Linked DNA regions of Homo sapiens: region 1 is linked to region 2. Evidence: chromatin loops called from intact Hi-C (ENCODE). Cell type or tissue: endothelial cell of umbilical vein. All regions are shown on one strand.

What was found. Peaks named below come from ENCODE experiments on the same cell type or tissue, not always from the same donor. Only the 100,000 strongest peaks of a DNase experiment are listed, where the experiment ranks them.
Region 1: a loop joins it to region 2, with 6 times the contacts of the local background. A loop is called at or near these places in 3 of 110 quality-filtered maps.

What each region holds. Positions count from the first base shown.
Region 1 is chr4:123,976,658-123,984,657 of GRCh38, forward strand. No RefSeq gene overlaps it. Among named protein-coding and RNA genes, the nearest start is that of LINC01091, 330 kb to the left of the region's middle. In endothelial cell of umbilical vein, no CTCF peak of the experiment used is centred here; DNase peaks (open chromatin) are centred at 1,054 and 4,594; H3K27ac peaks cover 3,041 bases.
Region 2 is chr4:123,890,031-123,898,030 of GRCh38, forward strand. All of the region lies in intron 4 of LINC01091 (long intergenic non-protein coding RNA 1091), which reads left to right. Among named protein-coding and RNA genes, the nearest start is that of LINC01091, 240 kb to the left of the region's middle. In endothelial cell of umbilical vein, no CTCF peak of the experiment used is centred here; DNase peaks (open chromatin) are centred at 2,811, 3,201, 3,631 and 6,751; H3K27ac peaks cover 5,843 bases.

The DNA of each region.
Region 1 (8,000 bases), 87 kb after region 2:
TTTGATTTGATTGTTCTTGGAGGACTGGAGGAGGCCTCTCTAGTAAATCTTTGAGGGTGGTATGAAAGTGACTTTAGTATTGCTGGCAATTTTGAGGCTGTCCTGTAAAATAGTGGGTTTATTGTCTGGACCCTTCTTTTTTCATGGGTTTCAGAATACCCAGTAAGCCAGGACTTTCTTGAGCAAATCAGGTCTGTGAGCTGCAGGCCTCAAAGACTTCTGGATAAAGAGTTCACTCACTGAAGGTTACTAAACCAGTCTTTTCCAAGATGAATTCACTGCATTTCCTTGGGAAGATAATAAGAGTGTTGCAGCCACCGTTTATTTCCCTTACTCACTGTAGGCATAATTAAAATGAGTGATCTGTGACAAACTGCATCTGTGTCTCCAGGGGCACAAATGTTGTCACCTGTAGTAGATAGCTCAGCACAGATGCCAATTTACTGGGGATATATTCCTCATCCACAGAGGCTGTCACAGAGTTGACACATCAGTTTCTCAAGATAGAATAAAGCTTTGGATTAGCTAAACACCTTGTTTGTGTTTGATTTCGTGCAAAGTGTTTCTCAACCACCTGAGATCAGTATTACCTATATTTTATGGATTAAAAAACTATAGTAATGAGACTTGAAGGAGGTCTGGGAGGACAGTAATCACAAATTTAGGAAGTGGTGAATACTGAGATTCACACCCAAGTGTAGCTTGAAATCCTGTGTTCTTTGCCAAAGTTGGCTTTATTATCATTTTAACAGTGTGTTTTATAAAGCTTGAAAAGATCCTTTGAAAATGGAAACCAGACATTGTACTTTAAGAAATGTGTGGTAATTTTATCTGAAGGGATTTGAATTATTAGGATTTATTTAATAGGCAAATATAATTGTACTGGAATTATTTTTTAACCTCTTTCTCTCATACTTCTAAACAAAGAAAACCCAGCAATGATTACTTTGATGGTATTTGCATGCCAGGAGAAACAAAGGGAAAAGAAAACAGCTGGTAGTGGAGACTCCCTTGTTTGAAGCTCTGACTTTTTTTCCAGTGGCCTTTAAATCGCTCACGTGGAATCACACAACATGATTAATTCACTTAACAAACTCAATGACTCATCATCAGCTAATAAGTACTTCAAATGAGCTTAGAGAGTGTAGCTCTTTAGGTTTGAATACAAATGTTGTATCTGGAGGGACTTTGGAACTTTGAACTTTTTTAACAAATGTCCTTAATTAGCTGTAAGTAAGTAAACTGGACTTAGACCTATATGTTTAAATTTCATTGTTTTGTCAATACAGACATTTTGCAGAAGATAATTCTTTGTTTGGGGGACTCTCCTATACATCGTAAGATTTTTGGCAGCACTCTTGGCCTCTACCCATTTGTTGTCAGCAGCACCCCACCCCCTCCAATCAAAAATGTCTCTAAATAATGCCAAATTTCTCCCAGAGGGCAAAATTGGCCTTGGTTGAGAACAACTGTTTATTTATTTATGTACTTTTTAAGGACCTGTGATGGTTTTTAGTAAGTATTCAAACAATATAAGCATATAAAGTAAAAAGTGACAATTTCTTACATAATTGTAACCCCAAATAAAGCTATTGATAATGGATGTTATCCACTGCACATCAAGTAAACAATGAATACATAGAAACATTAAAATATATACTATTTATGCTAGGGAACAACTTTTAATAAAAAATGTGATCATATTAAAAAAAATTAAAACCCAGTAGGCTGGGTCTTATACACATACACATGCACACACACACACGCACACACATATATAATATATTATCTACATATGCATGTATATATCAAGAAAGCATAGAGAATATGGGGTAGTAAACTGAATTACATTGTTAAAGATTCCTATATATTTTATATAAAGTAGTACTCTACATATATTGTTAGTACTTAAAAATAGGTATTGTAATTTTTACAGCATCTGCCAAAAATGCAGAGATATATTGAAAAGTCAACAAAGAAATCAAAATAGAATTCAAAAAGTAATTGATTAACCCAAAAGAAGTCAGGAAAGGAGAAATGAATAAGCAACAACAATAACAGATTTAAAAAAAAAGAAAAAAGAAAGAAAAAATGGCAGGCCTAAATTCAACCACAGCAATCAGTTCATTAAATGTAAATGGACAAAATTTTTCAATAAAAAGGCAAACAGTGTTAATCTGTATAAAACAGTAAGAGCAAGGTAAATATGCTGTCTCCAAAGGATACATTTTAACTAAAAAGGCACAAACGGCTTGAAAGTAAAAAGGATAAAAAATGCTATACTTTGCAAATACTATTTATAATAAAACTAAATAGCTATATGCTATAAGTAACAATAGTGACTGCATTAAAAAGACTTCATTTAAATGTGAATGTGCCTAAAACAGTTTTAAGATATGTGAAACAACTGATAGATAAAACAACAACTGATAGATTAAAAAAGAAGACATAGAAAAATCCATAATCATATTTTGAGCTATTAACACACTTCTCCAAGTAATGGATAGTAAAATTAAGAATAAAGCAAGAGAAGTGAAAATATAAATAATACTGTCAACCATTTTTTACCTCACAGACACTTATTGAGCCCCCCATACAAGTGCAGACTATGCATTGTTTTGAAGTGCACATGAACTATGAACCAGGATAAATTATGCTGGACCATAAAACAAGTCTCAGTGAATTTCAAAGGACTAGATAGTACTAGTAATTACCCTCTGTGACCATAAAAAATTAAGTTTTACATCAATAAGATATGTAGAAAAGTTCTAACATTTGAAAATTAACAAATCAGCTTCTGAATAACCAATGAATAAATGAAGAAATCACTAAGAAATTAGAAAGAATTTTGAACTGAAGGCTGATAAAAAAACAGCATATCAAAATTTGTGGTATGCAGCTAATATGGTACCTAGAATGACATTTATAGCTTTAAATGATTTTATCAGAAGCAAAGGAAGCCTTAAGATTAATGATCTAATTTTCTACTGTAATAAGCCATTGTAATTACACTAAGATAATCATAAGAATTTTTAAGAAATTAGCAAAAGGTGAGAAAGTTAAACCTAATAGATAGAAGTAATAATGATAACAGCAGAAATAAAAGAAGTAGAAAACAGACATGATTGAAAATGTTTGCAAAACCAAGAGGTGACTTTTGAAAAGGTTAATAAAATTTATAAACTCTAGCAAGACAGATGAAGATAAGAAGAAAGAAATCACAAAAATCTAATATCAGGGTTGAAAGATGGGATATTACTCTAGATCTTAGAAAAATCAAAAGGATTTTGAAGAGATATTTTGAACAGTTTTATGTGTATGACTCTGCCAACATAGATGAAATGATCAAATTCCTTGAAACACACAACTTACCAAATCTGATACCTGGTGAAACACAAAATTCAAATGCCTTATGTATCAGAAATGTTGAATTTCAGCCAGGCGCGGTGGCTCACGCCTGTAATCTCAGCATTTTGGGAGGCTGAGGTGGACAGGTCACCTGAGGTCAGGAGTTTGAGACCATCCTGGCCAAACTGGTGAAACCCCATCTCTACTAAAAATACAAAAAATTAGCTGGGCGTGGTGGTGCACGCCTGTAATCCCAACTACTCAGGAGGGTGAGGCAGGAGTATTGCCCGAACCCAGGAGGTGGAGGTTGCAGTGAGCTGAGATCATGCCATTGCACTCCAGCTTGGGCGACAAGAGCGAAACTTTGTCTCAAAAAAAGAAAAGAAAAAAGAAATGTTGAATTTCTTTCAGAAACCTTAACACCAAGAAAATTCTAGGCCTACATCTTTTTCATAGTAAATTACCTCAAGTCTAAGAAGATATTATACGAATCATACAATTTTTTTTTCAAAAAAATGGAAAAGGGAATCACACTTTCCAACTCATCTTGTGAAGGCAGTATAACTGTGATACTTGACAAAAACATTGCAAGAAAGGAAAATTGTAGACTGATTTATTTCATAAAATTCCTAACAAAATAGTAGCGTGTCAAATCCCACAATAAAAGCATAATACAAAATGATCAAGCAGGATCAATATGAATTATTTAGGCTTATGGAAGACTTACTTCATGGAAACAGTTTAAATTAATGCTTAGTCTTTTACTGTTTCAAATTACCATTGTCAGGTGCCTGCTACAGACTTATCTGTCATTTCCAGTAATTCATGGTGTTACCTGTTGTTCTTTTTATCCCTTTTGATCCAATGTAGGACATCTGTTTTTTGTATGAGACCAAATTCTGGGAAAATAAAAATGTTTACCAAATTCATTTTTTTAAATTCAGTCCAGGAAATGCCTACTCCTCCATCATGTAGACTATTTTATTCAATAAAAAAATCCAGCGAGAAAACTGGCAAGTCTTTCAGATACCATCATGTATTCAGGCACTGAGAATAAAAATATGAACACAACTTCCTGCTATTCATCCCTCGCATTCCTGAAATGCAGTTTAGGTGATAAAATGAACATTCCCATTTTGTCCTTGATGCTTCCTTTTGAGACAGGCATTATTTTTATCCACATTATATGAATAAGAAAATGAGGCTCAGAACAAGGAAAAAGTGGATCAAAGAGGGTTACAACTAAAGCAAATGACATATATGTTGAGGATGTATTTTATATTCAGAGCTGCTGTAATCCTTGTGGGTACAGATAGCAATAAGATGCATGGAACCATGCTGAATTTCCATTTCCTTTCTTACTTATTGATGCTAAGATCACATAAGATCACATAATGAGTTTTCCTTCAAGATGACCATGACTTTATTTCATTAGTCAGAATAAACCCACATTCATAGTAACTGTCAATAAAAAAAGTAAAAATGTTGTTTGATTCAAAGGAGGAAATGAAGTTAGTAAAAAAAAATGCAGACCATGTATAATCTTATACTCAAATAAATGCAGCTTAATACTAAGAATAACTTTGGAAACTAGTAGATAGTCCACAGACATTTATTAGATTAACAAAGAAGCAGAACAACAATGAGACAACATTTTTTGCCTTTCAAATGGGCAGAAATATGGATAGATAAAGTATATAAAGGTAGCCAGACAGATAGAGGCAACATGACCTACTGCTCCTTAGGGTATGTAGAAATTGGCATTTCTGTTGGTTGCTTTTGGCATTGTAAATTCAAGCAATCTTTTTGAATTTATACAAAGAGTGGTAATGATATCATATGCTTTCAACAAGTTAGTTTTATTGTGGATAATATATCAAAAAGTAACCATCCAAAATATGGGAAAAATATATGTTCATAAAAAAGTGTTCAGAGTAGCGCAACTTATATAGATAAAAACAGTAAAGCAAGTATATATATTCAGCAGTAGAAAAAGGTTAAAGAATTTATGTCACATCCATTTAGTTTAATATTATACCACCTTAAAAACAGTATTATAAAAATCAAGATTATTAAAATCATGATTTGTTAAACTGTATTTATTAAAAATCATTAACAGAGTGTTCTTGGATCTTAGACACAAAGGGTTAAGTTAATCACCCTGTTTATTCCATACTATCATTGATTTTCTCACTTTACTGAAAGTTTATTCCTTTTTATTCCTATATTCCACTCCCATTTTCATAGTATCCCCACTACATGCACTACAAATATAAAAACCATTTGTCTTAACATTCAATTTTATGTAATGTACATTTTTGATTCTATGTATTTTTATAAAATGTGTGCTCCTTTCTGAGTATTTTTAATTTATGTAAATGGGTTGTTATATTTTATCTACATTTTATAAATAGCATATTAAATATCTGTTTCTTTTTCATTACACATTGTTTAAATATTTACCCATATTACTATGTACACATCTATTCACTGTTTCTATTTACTAGGTAAAACATGTAGCAAATTACATGAAATAGCAGAGTATGAATATATATTGTGATATATAGTATATATATAGAATATGTATTACAATATATATATATATTCCATGATTACAGCAGAGGACATGAGTTACAATTAATGCTCTTTTAGCAGTTGCCATCTGCAGATGGCTAAGTGTTAACCAGCTCAGTGGAGAGTCAGGGTGACAGTCTTTCACACTCATCCCTCTTGGTACTGGGGTCCCTGTCTGGCATCCGGGAAGAATCAGGTGACATGGACTTGAAGGATGGTGAATGTGGACGTTTTATTGAGTGTGGAGGTGGCTCTCAGCAGGGTGGGGAGCTGGAAAAGGGATGGAGTGGGAAGATTATCCTCCCCTGTAGTTCAGCTGTCCCCAGTCAAACTCCTCTCCAGCAGTCCAGCTGCCTCTTCAACATTCAGATGTTTCTTCCCTTCTCTCCTCTACTGCACAACTCTGCTCCTCTGCCAGTGGACTTTGGGGTTTCTGAGGGTACAGGATGCAGGGGCGTGATGGGCCAGGGTGATTATGAAAAAAGCAACATTTGGGCACGAAAACAGGAATAACTGTTCTCATTTAGGGCCACAGTTTCCAGGCTTGAGGGTGGGGGCTTTGCTGGGGAACCGCCCTCTCTACCTAGTGTTTCCTTGCCTCCTGTCTGTATCAGTAATATTAAAAAACTGGAAATAATTCACCAGATTTTCTTATGGTTGACTTGGTATCACACGAGTTTCTGAGTATCTTTATACTGAAAACATCAACAACATTAAGTATATCTCATGCTTTCCTGAGAGCAGAATGAGACTTTTGGCAGAGGTTTCAGTATTTAAGTTCCTAAATTATCTTGTCTCTGTGAAAATTCTGCATTATCCATAGTTGTCAATCTGATTGGACAGGATATATGCTAATAAAAATTTCACTTTTAAAAATTATCACCCAAATGTTTTCTATGGTGTGGATATCCACTCAATTGTATGTTTTCTAGACATAGAGTACTTCTTCCTACTCTTTCAATCCAATTTGTTTATTTAAAAAAAGTATAGTCTTTCAGAAAAATATTCTAGTCTCTAAATATTTTAGAGAAATATGATCTGATTGTTATCACCAAATTCATTGTATTTAATACTTTACATTAAAATATCAAGGTTTTTTTTCTTCTTATCAATACACTTTACATTGGTATATCAACCAAAAACACATATAGTTATTTTGTATTATTTCATATTATTTTCTTTTGAGAATTATTATATGTCCTTCACTTTATTCACTTTATTTCACACCTATAAGTTAACTTCTTTCTTTTTAAATTTAATTTAAAGCTTTGAGTTCAGGTAGGTTGAAGTTTCCTCAGTCCAACATGATCTTCATAGGTCTTATGAGATGATTATGATTCCTAGCTAGGAACTCACTGCCCAAGTTTGTAAAAGCATTGTCCAGAAATCCAATGGTTGCTTTACAGAGTCAGTTATTGACTTTCTATATCTATACTTTCTTTCCAAGGAAGCCAATGTCAAGTGGATAAGAGAGAGATAACACCCTGTCTCTTTCCCTAACTCTTCCATTTTCTTACCCAGTTTTTCAAAGCTGCTAAATTCCAACTTTTTTTTTTTTGGCTCAAAAGCAATATTGTATGTGTTATAATGATGGTGTATATAAAAAGAATAGTGATGCCAGGAAGCAAATCTAAATCAGTAAAATATAAAAAACCCATTTGTCTTAACTAAAGAAACCATAGAAGCCTTTCCCCCCTCCTTTTTCCTACTAGGTTAGGTACATAAACCCCTAATTCTAACCATCCTTCTAAGTTACTCATCATTGAGTATGTTGTATATGCAAATATGTAGGTATGTATGTTGTATATGCAAATAAATATTTTCTTCTGCTTCTGGAATCATGCCCATAGTCCATCCAGAAATAAGTAGGAAGGATGAAGGGCAAAGGATTTATGCCAACAATTCACTCAACAAATTAACAACAACAACAAAAATGAATCTTTTCAAAAATTAAGCAAACAATAGCTTTCCAGAGACTTCATCTAGTAGTCTTCTGCTTTCATCTGATTGGCCATAAATCTGCCTCGAGACTATCTCAACGTGCTGAAGTACCTGGGGAAGTGATTAGTTTGAACTGG
Region 2 (8,000 bases):
CTATTTTTCTGAAGTTTAATTTTATATAATCTTTATATATATAAAAGTTTAATTTTATATAATCTCTTCCTTACATCTAGAGACAGAATTTGGGAGCAAAACAAGATTTTAGAATCTGCCCATTATAAATTCCTAAAAAGATGATGCCTGGAGAATAGCCTCTTCTCAAAAACCAAAATACAACCATCATCCTAAAAAGATGATGTCTGGAGAATAGCCTCTTCTCAAGAACCAAAATACAGTCACTTTATCCCTCAAATAATCAAACTTTAACTTAAAAAATGTTTGTCTTTCAGTTGACAGTGGTGTTACTTTTCAAAATGCTTATTATTCTTAAATTTTCATTCCATTAAGACACATTAATACATTTCCTTGACATTAGTAAGAGCCATGCCAATTTATTGTGGTGAAAATAGATAGGTATAATTTCATGTTAGATTATAAAATACACCCTAATGACTCTCAAATGGATTGTCAATTCTTTTGTGCTTAAAGAAGATCTATGTATTTGACATGTTTTGACTTTTTATATATGATCTTCAGCCAAATAAAAGAAGATACTGCAAGATCAATGAAATGTATGGATGATGATCTGAAACTTTATAAACAAACACACAGTGGACCTCTAGACTCTATCTTGAAACTTTTCTCTGTGTTGTGTTTTAAAAATCCAGATAAGATTCATAAAAATGAAAGAAATGTAATATGATTAAGAAGGAATTTCTAAAATTTTAATAAAACCAAAATTAAGAGGAATTATTAAAAATACATATTCCTATTGCTGTTGTAATCTTTGTGTAGGAATGCAGAATAAGCTTACTCAATGTTTTCTTAAATTAAATAGTTATTAATCTTCCAGATATCACCATTTGTTGGAATTCAAGAGTTATGAATGGCCCTCACCATACCAATGCTTTCTGACTGAACTCCTCTCTATGCTAAATGCAAGAGACCCAATAGTTAGGCAGGTATAACTTCACCCCTATTCAGCCTGAAGAAGTTACAGAAGACTGATCGTCGTCCCTCTGCAACCCCTAGGATTAAGGGTTCTCTTATAAAAGGGAGGGGGGAAATGTCAGAGGCATTAGAACCAGAGCAACTCCATTTTGAATAGAGGCTGAGGAAAATAAGGCTGAGACCTGCTGGGCTGCATTTTCAGGAGGCTAAGGCATCCTAAGTCACAGGATGAAATAGGAGGTCCGCACAAGATACAGGTCATAAAGACCTTGCTGATAAAACAAGTTGCAGTAAAGAGGCCAGCTAAAACCTACCCAAACCAAGATGGCAATGAGAGTGTCCTCTGGTTGCCCTTACTACTACACTCCCACCAGTACCATGACAATTTGCAAATGCCATGGCAATGTCAGGAAGTTACCTATATGGTTCAAAAATGGGAGGCACAAATAATCCACCCCTGTTTAGCATATAATCAAGAAATAGCCATAAAAATGGGCAACCAGCAGCCCTTGGGGCTGCTCTGCCTATGGAGTAGCCATTTTTTTATTCCTTTACTTTCCTAATAAACTTGCTTTGGCTTTAAAAAATAAAAATGAAAAATACATATTTCTCAGCTTATCTTTCTATTCAAAACCTCCCACTTATGGCTTTCTTGTGTGTCTATGTATTTGTTTGGTTTAGTATTAACCAATTGACTTAAATGATGACAAAGGAGAGTTGGCATGCATTTGCAGTCGGTGTGTAATTAAGAGGATGTAATTAAGGATTATTGCTGGATGTATTTACATTAGGGATGTAATTAGGAAGAAAGAAGAGTCAGTTCAATAGCCAAGGAATGGATGCCAATATGTGCTTGGAAACTCAGACACTGAAATGTATTTCTTTGTAGGAGGAACTTCCTTGGTCATCCCAGTCATGTGCTGTAAGGGCAATGAAAGCAGTGGAATAAGGAGGAGTCTGGGAGCCACTGTGCCCAGAACCATCAGCCTCAAGCAAATCATCTTCCCTTGTCCTCTTGCTCTCATCTTACCCTTCCAGACAAAATCTATGGTGTACTATTTTTATGTGCGTTCTTATTTCTCATGAGTAGACACATTAACGTGATGAGTTTAACCATAGGTCATTTTGTTTATGAGTCTCTGGTTAAATGTTAATAGCCTGAAGTCAAGTATCAAACAAGAATTTAGAGCTAAAGATCTTGCAAGTTGTACTTACTGCCTATCCAACAACGTTAGGATCCAGCCAATCCTGTTTCTTTATATGTTTTAATGTTATCAAGAGTGAACACTTACTATGCTTTTTAAATGCCAATAACTGTTCTGAGCATCCTGGATATGTTAACTCATTTAATCTTCATGATGTGCACATGAGACAGCTACTATTATTATAATTTCTATTTTAAGGTTGAGGAAACTAAGTCAATAGAGAGGTTAAGTAATTCACCCAAAGTCACATAGCTGGTGAGAGGCAAAGCTAGCTATGACTGCAGAATCTGTGCTGTTAACCACCATACCACCATCTGTGCCTTTTTACAGTTGCTAGATAAATCTTTTGTGATCATCTCTTATCATAAGAAGGGGTAAAAATTATTGGATTGGATGTATGCTGCATTGTTCATATTGCATAGACAGTGATGGAGAGTTTTCTCCAACTGTGTAAGTCTGTTTTTTGTTCTGAATATACAGCTTGCGCCACTACAACATCACTTGACATACTCTCTAATATCACCATGCAGATTCATCGTCATCCTGTCTGTCGTGTGAATAACTCATAGCCTCAAGATTAGCACAATAAAAAGATTCTTAATAAAACAACATGAGATTCTACTCAAAGACTTGAAGGAAGCTGATCTCATGTCCATTAAACTGCTAGTTGGATCTGTTTGAAAAACTTCCAAAGGGTTAGTATATGTGTTTCAGTGCAGTGTAACGAAAATTCAGGACTGGTGGGGGATTTAGTAAAAGTTAAAAGAAAAGAGAAGTTAAAATCTGAAGCAAAGCAGACTTTTCAGAAACAATTTCTTGTTCCTCAGTTATATGGAGCCTTCATATGTAGAGAAAGGTTAACCTTAGATAGAGCTTGCCCTGCATATCAGTAATCTTTATTATTGAGACACAACAACTTTATTTCATAATCATTTTCTTCCGGCCAACCAGCTGTGATTACTCAAGGAAGATTAACTAAAACCTGATGGATTTCAGCCCCTATTCAGCAATGCCAGCCAAATACTATAATTACACAGGATGCAGGCTGAGATAATGTCGACCTTGTACTTAGAGATTGTCCTAGATAAGTTGAACGGTCAGATTTGCAGGTCGGGTTTTTCAATCACTGGGGCTGTATCTGTAAAGGGAAAGAGACAGCAAAAGAGGAAGAAAAGCAAGCAAAAGACCTCTCATCATTTTAGCCATCCTGAAAGAAAGCATTTAATAAAGACAAAGACTTCAACAGATAGGAGTGGGTTCACCAGTGCAGATTTTAGAGGCTGTGTGGAGGATGTATCGTTCCTAAAGTAAATGTAATTTCTGCCCCTCCTGAGTCCATGTATTATGTGGATGGGGCGTGTGGGAGCCTTTCCATTTGGCAGTTTGCACGGCACGCTGCTGATGTTATGAAATTTACATTAAGTTGGAAAAACAGTCTTTGTCATACCTTGTCCTTTTGGAGGAAATGGATTTCCTTAACAAGAGCACCACTTTATTTCCCCTATGAATTCAGATATGGAACACATTGCTGCATGGCGTTCTACCAAATAGAAAGGCTGCTAAGGAAGGGCTTATTATTCTAAAAATTTTAATGACCCAGAAGCAAAATATTTTTGGTCCTTATATTGTAGACATAAATGCTTAAGTTCAGATTTCAAGTGCCAAGACCTCTGAGATATTACTGTTGGAACTCAACCAAAGATGAGGGATGCAGGAGGTATTTGTTAATGGTTAATGAATAATTCCCTAAATCATTTGGTTATTAACTAGTTCAAAATGCCTCACCTCTAGATCTTTGTAATTTTATTAAACTACGCAAAAGTTTCCCTGCTTTAATAAACTTTAAGTTAAATGTGAAAATATTTTACATATATCAAATGTGCTTTCCTTTTAGTTTAATGATTTCTGAAATGCTGCATATTCAGACCTTTGTGCCTTTGCCCATGGTCCTTCTTTTTTAAGGGATAGCTTCGTTCCTACTCATTTTCTCCTAGTGAACTCCTATTCATTTTTCAAAGCCTACATCAGGACAATATGTTTTTGTTATTTTTATTACAATGTTTCTTTTTCTTTCTTCTAGTAATTAATTGCTCCTTCCCCTTTGGGTTCATGGTATAATATTCCTTCCTCCATTATACTGTGTATCACGTTTTATTACTATTATTATTTTTATTAGTTAATTGGCCATTTCTCCAGCTAGAGCTCTTTAAGGACATTGATGGTGGCTTATTTTTCCTTTGATCACTAGCATAAAAGAACCAGGAACATGATAGGCATTTAATAAATGTTTTTTTGAATGCATGAGTGCATAAGTAAATAGTGAAACAGGTTATTCTAAAGAAACAGGTTAGTTTTTAGAATAGCTGCTAAATTTTTGATCTTTCAAAATATCAAAGAAGATTGTGTTTTTAATATGTAAGGCCAATTGTAGACTCGGAAGCTACTGAAAGATGATATTGCTCTTTTTTTTTTTTTTTTTTTTTGAGACGGAGCCTTGCTCTGTCGCCCAGGCTGGAGTGCAGTGGCGCAATCTCGGCTTACTGCAAGCTCTGCCTCCTGGGTGCACGCCATTCCCCTGCCTCAGCCTCCGGAGTAGCTGGGACTACAGGCGCCTGCCACTGCGCCCGGCTAATTTGACATTGCTCTTAAAAGTATGTTAGAACACTTCCTTATTCTTCATGCATCCATAGAGAAAAGGAAAAGTCTTCTTAACTCTCCGGAAGAATTAATCAGAGGAGCATTTCTAACTTCTTTCCACCCACTCACTCACTCTCCTTCCACTGACCATTGAAAATGGGGGAAGAAAAAAGGTACGGTTGGCTCAAGGTTTTCTGGATCCTCCCCAAGTTTCTTTGGCTCTGCTGTTTACCTTCTGGCAGTCGCAACAGAGGAAACCAGCATCTTTAGATGAGTGAGTGCTATGGATTGAATGTGTCCTCTCAAATTATTGTGTTGGAAACTTAATTGCCAATGCAATAGGGTAGGGTCTGATGGGAGGTTTATAGGTGGAAGGGACTAATGCTGCTATAGAAAGGTCTTGAGGGACTGAGTTATATCTCTTCAGCTTTTCTGCCATGTGAAGACATAGAGTTTGTCTCTCCCTTGCTCTTCCTTCTTCTGCTGTGTTAGGATGCAGCAAGGAAACCCTAATCAGATACTGGCATCTAGATCTTGGACTTTGCAGCCCCTAGAACTGTGAAAATACAGTTTTAGTGGCCTGGTGTGGTGGCTGACACCTGTAATACCAGCACTATGGGAGGCCGAGGTGGGCAGATCATGAGGTCAGGAGTTCAAGACCATCCTGGCCAACATGGTGAAACCCTGTCTCTACTAAAAATACAAAAGATTAGCCGGGTGTGGTGGCGGGTGCCTGTATCCCAGCTACTTGGGAGGCTAAAACAGGAGAATTGCTTGAACCCAAGAAGCAGAGGTTGCAGTGAGCCAAGAAGAGGCCATTGCACTCCAGCCTGGGCGACAGAGCAAGACCCTGTCTCAAAAAAAAAAAAAAAAAAAAAAAAGAAAAGAAAAGAAAAGAAAATACAGTTCTGTTCTTTATAAATTACCCAGTGCATGGTATTCTGCTCTAGCAGCACAAAAACAACTAAGGCAATCGGTATTTTCAATGTAGGGTATATTATTAGGCCTGCAGAAGAATGTGGCTTAATCAGTAACCTAAAGCTGTTCATTTTTATTGATAACAAAGGTAATACTTGACCTTAATTTATCTGACTCCTATGTTCATCTTTACTAAGCATCCAATCTCAGGTAGGGGAAAGGAGGCATTAATTATTGTTCCCTACTACTACCAAATAAATCCAAAATAATGTCTCTAGTTGTACATTCCCAGAATATTGTGGAATTACAAAATTTTAGTGAACTCTTACTATGAATACACTGTAATTAATTCAAATTTAATATTTTAAATTACACAGTTGAGGCAGAGATACCAAACAATCTTATTTACTAAAAAAATTATTTGAGAATCACTTAATCGTCAGCCTTTTCAGAGAATGACGTCAGGCACGTAGGACTTGTAGAGGTCTAAACCCTCATCCAGTACAAGTGTTGAATAGAGACCACATTCTGGTTGAAGACACTAAGCCATCTTATTTCAGCCTGAATCTAGTAATCAGAAGCTCACTAACTCTTGATGCCTCCTGCTTGCTAGTTAGATAACTCCAAAGATTAGAGAGTACATTATTTTATTGAGTAATTTTTTTCTTTGTAAATTTTTCTAATTGTACTCTCTGGTGGAATATAAGCAAATCTATTTTATATTTTTTCCACTATAAATCTTTAGATTGTAATGTTATTTCTTTGAAATCAGGGACCATATATCTTTCATATGCATATCCTTTCTCTGCTTAATATTAATATAAAAAACATCTTTTGAGCACTAGGCACTGTGCCTGGTGTTTGTCATAAAAATGAATAAGATATGATTCCTTTCCTCAGGAAGGATATACAAAAAAAGGCTATACAAAGTATATACAAAGAAATGCATACAAGCTGTGGTATAAATTGCTGTAATGGAAGCATGTACAAAATGCTAAAGGAAGCTAAGAGAGCATCTAATATGGCTTAGGAAAAGAGGCTGACCTAGCTATGGAGAAATTTTTTGGGTGAGTCTTAAAAGAGAAATTTTCCTGGCAGAAAAAGAGGGGAAGAATTTTGGAGTCAGTGAGATCAGCATGTCCAAAGGCACAGAGGAAAGAAAGTTGGCAGCACACATAGTAAACATCAGTGTTCAAGGTTGCTGAAGTGAGTGAGTGTGTGGAGGGTGGCAGAAGAGCCCACAAATGAAGGTGCTTAGAACATGAATGGCTTCCTATAACCTGCTAAGGATGTGGGTATTGACTTAAGGAAAGAAAAGCCACTTTAAGATGTAGAATAGGAAAGTGGCTATGTTACATATATTAGAAAAATCACATAAGCAGTAGTACAATGGAAATGTGATGAAATTAAAAGCAGGAAGATCATTTAGAAAGTTCTTGTTTGCTTGTTTGTTTCTCTTTGGATTTTTGCAATCATACAGATGACTGCTGAATAAGGGACAGTGGGAATGGAGATTACAAATAAAAGATGGACACGAAGGATATTTAGCATGTAGAGTATATAGAATTTGTGGTTGGATAAAGGTGGGATGAGGGACAAAAGAGATTTAGGAAATAAAAGAAGTTTGTACAGGTTTGTTTCTTCGGGGTTGTTCAGGTGAAAAAAAGTTCAGAATAATACAAGCACTAAGGCATGAATCTTCGAAGAGAGTTCCAAGACTGATAATATTATAGAATTGGGAACCTCTAATATATGAGTAGTACTTGAACCATAGAAGTGTGCAATGCAAGAATATGCCATGATTAAGACGCTGGGGAACATTGGCACTTCAGAGCCTATTACAAGAGAAGGTCAGCAAAGCAGACTTAGAAGAATTGCTCAGAGAGGTAAGAGGAAAACCAAGAGAAATTAGGGCTATGGAGGCCAAGAATGAAGAGATTTTTCTGGAAGTAGGGAGAAGTCATCACTGTCAGAGGACATCATTTCATGCCTGTGAAATTCCTTGTGGAAAGATACAGGTAAAATTTAAAGAAAAAAAGAGACACCATCTAAAAAGTTTAAAATACCAGTCTAATAGATTGATACAACTTTAAAAGCAATTAATGAAAAGAATAAAAAGATAAAAAGGTCATGTTAAACAAGGACTGATACATTTCTGGTGGATTTCTTGATGAAGTCATTATCGACACTCTTACACAAGAGTGATTTGAGTGAGTTGAAATGGTCAAATAAAGAGCAGAGATGCTGTATTACAGATAGTGGCTGAGCTAGAAGATATTACAT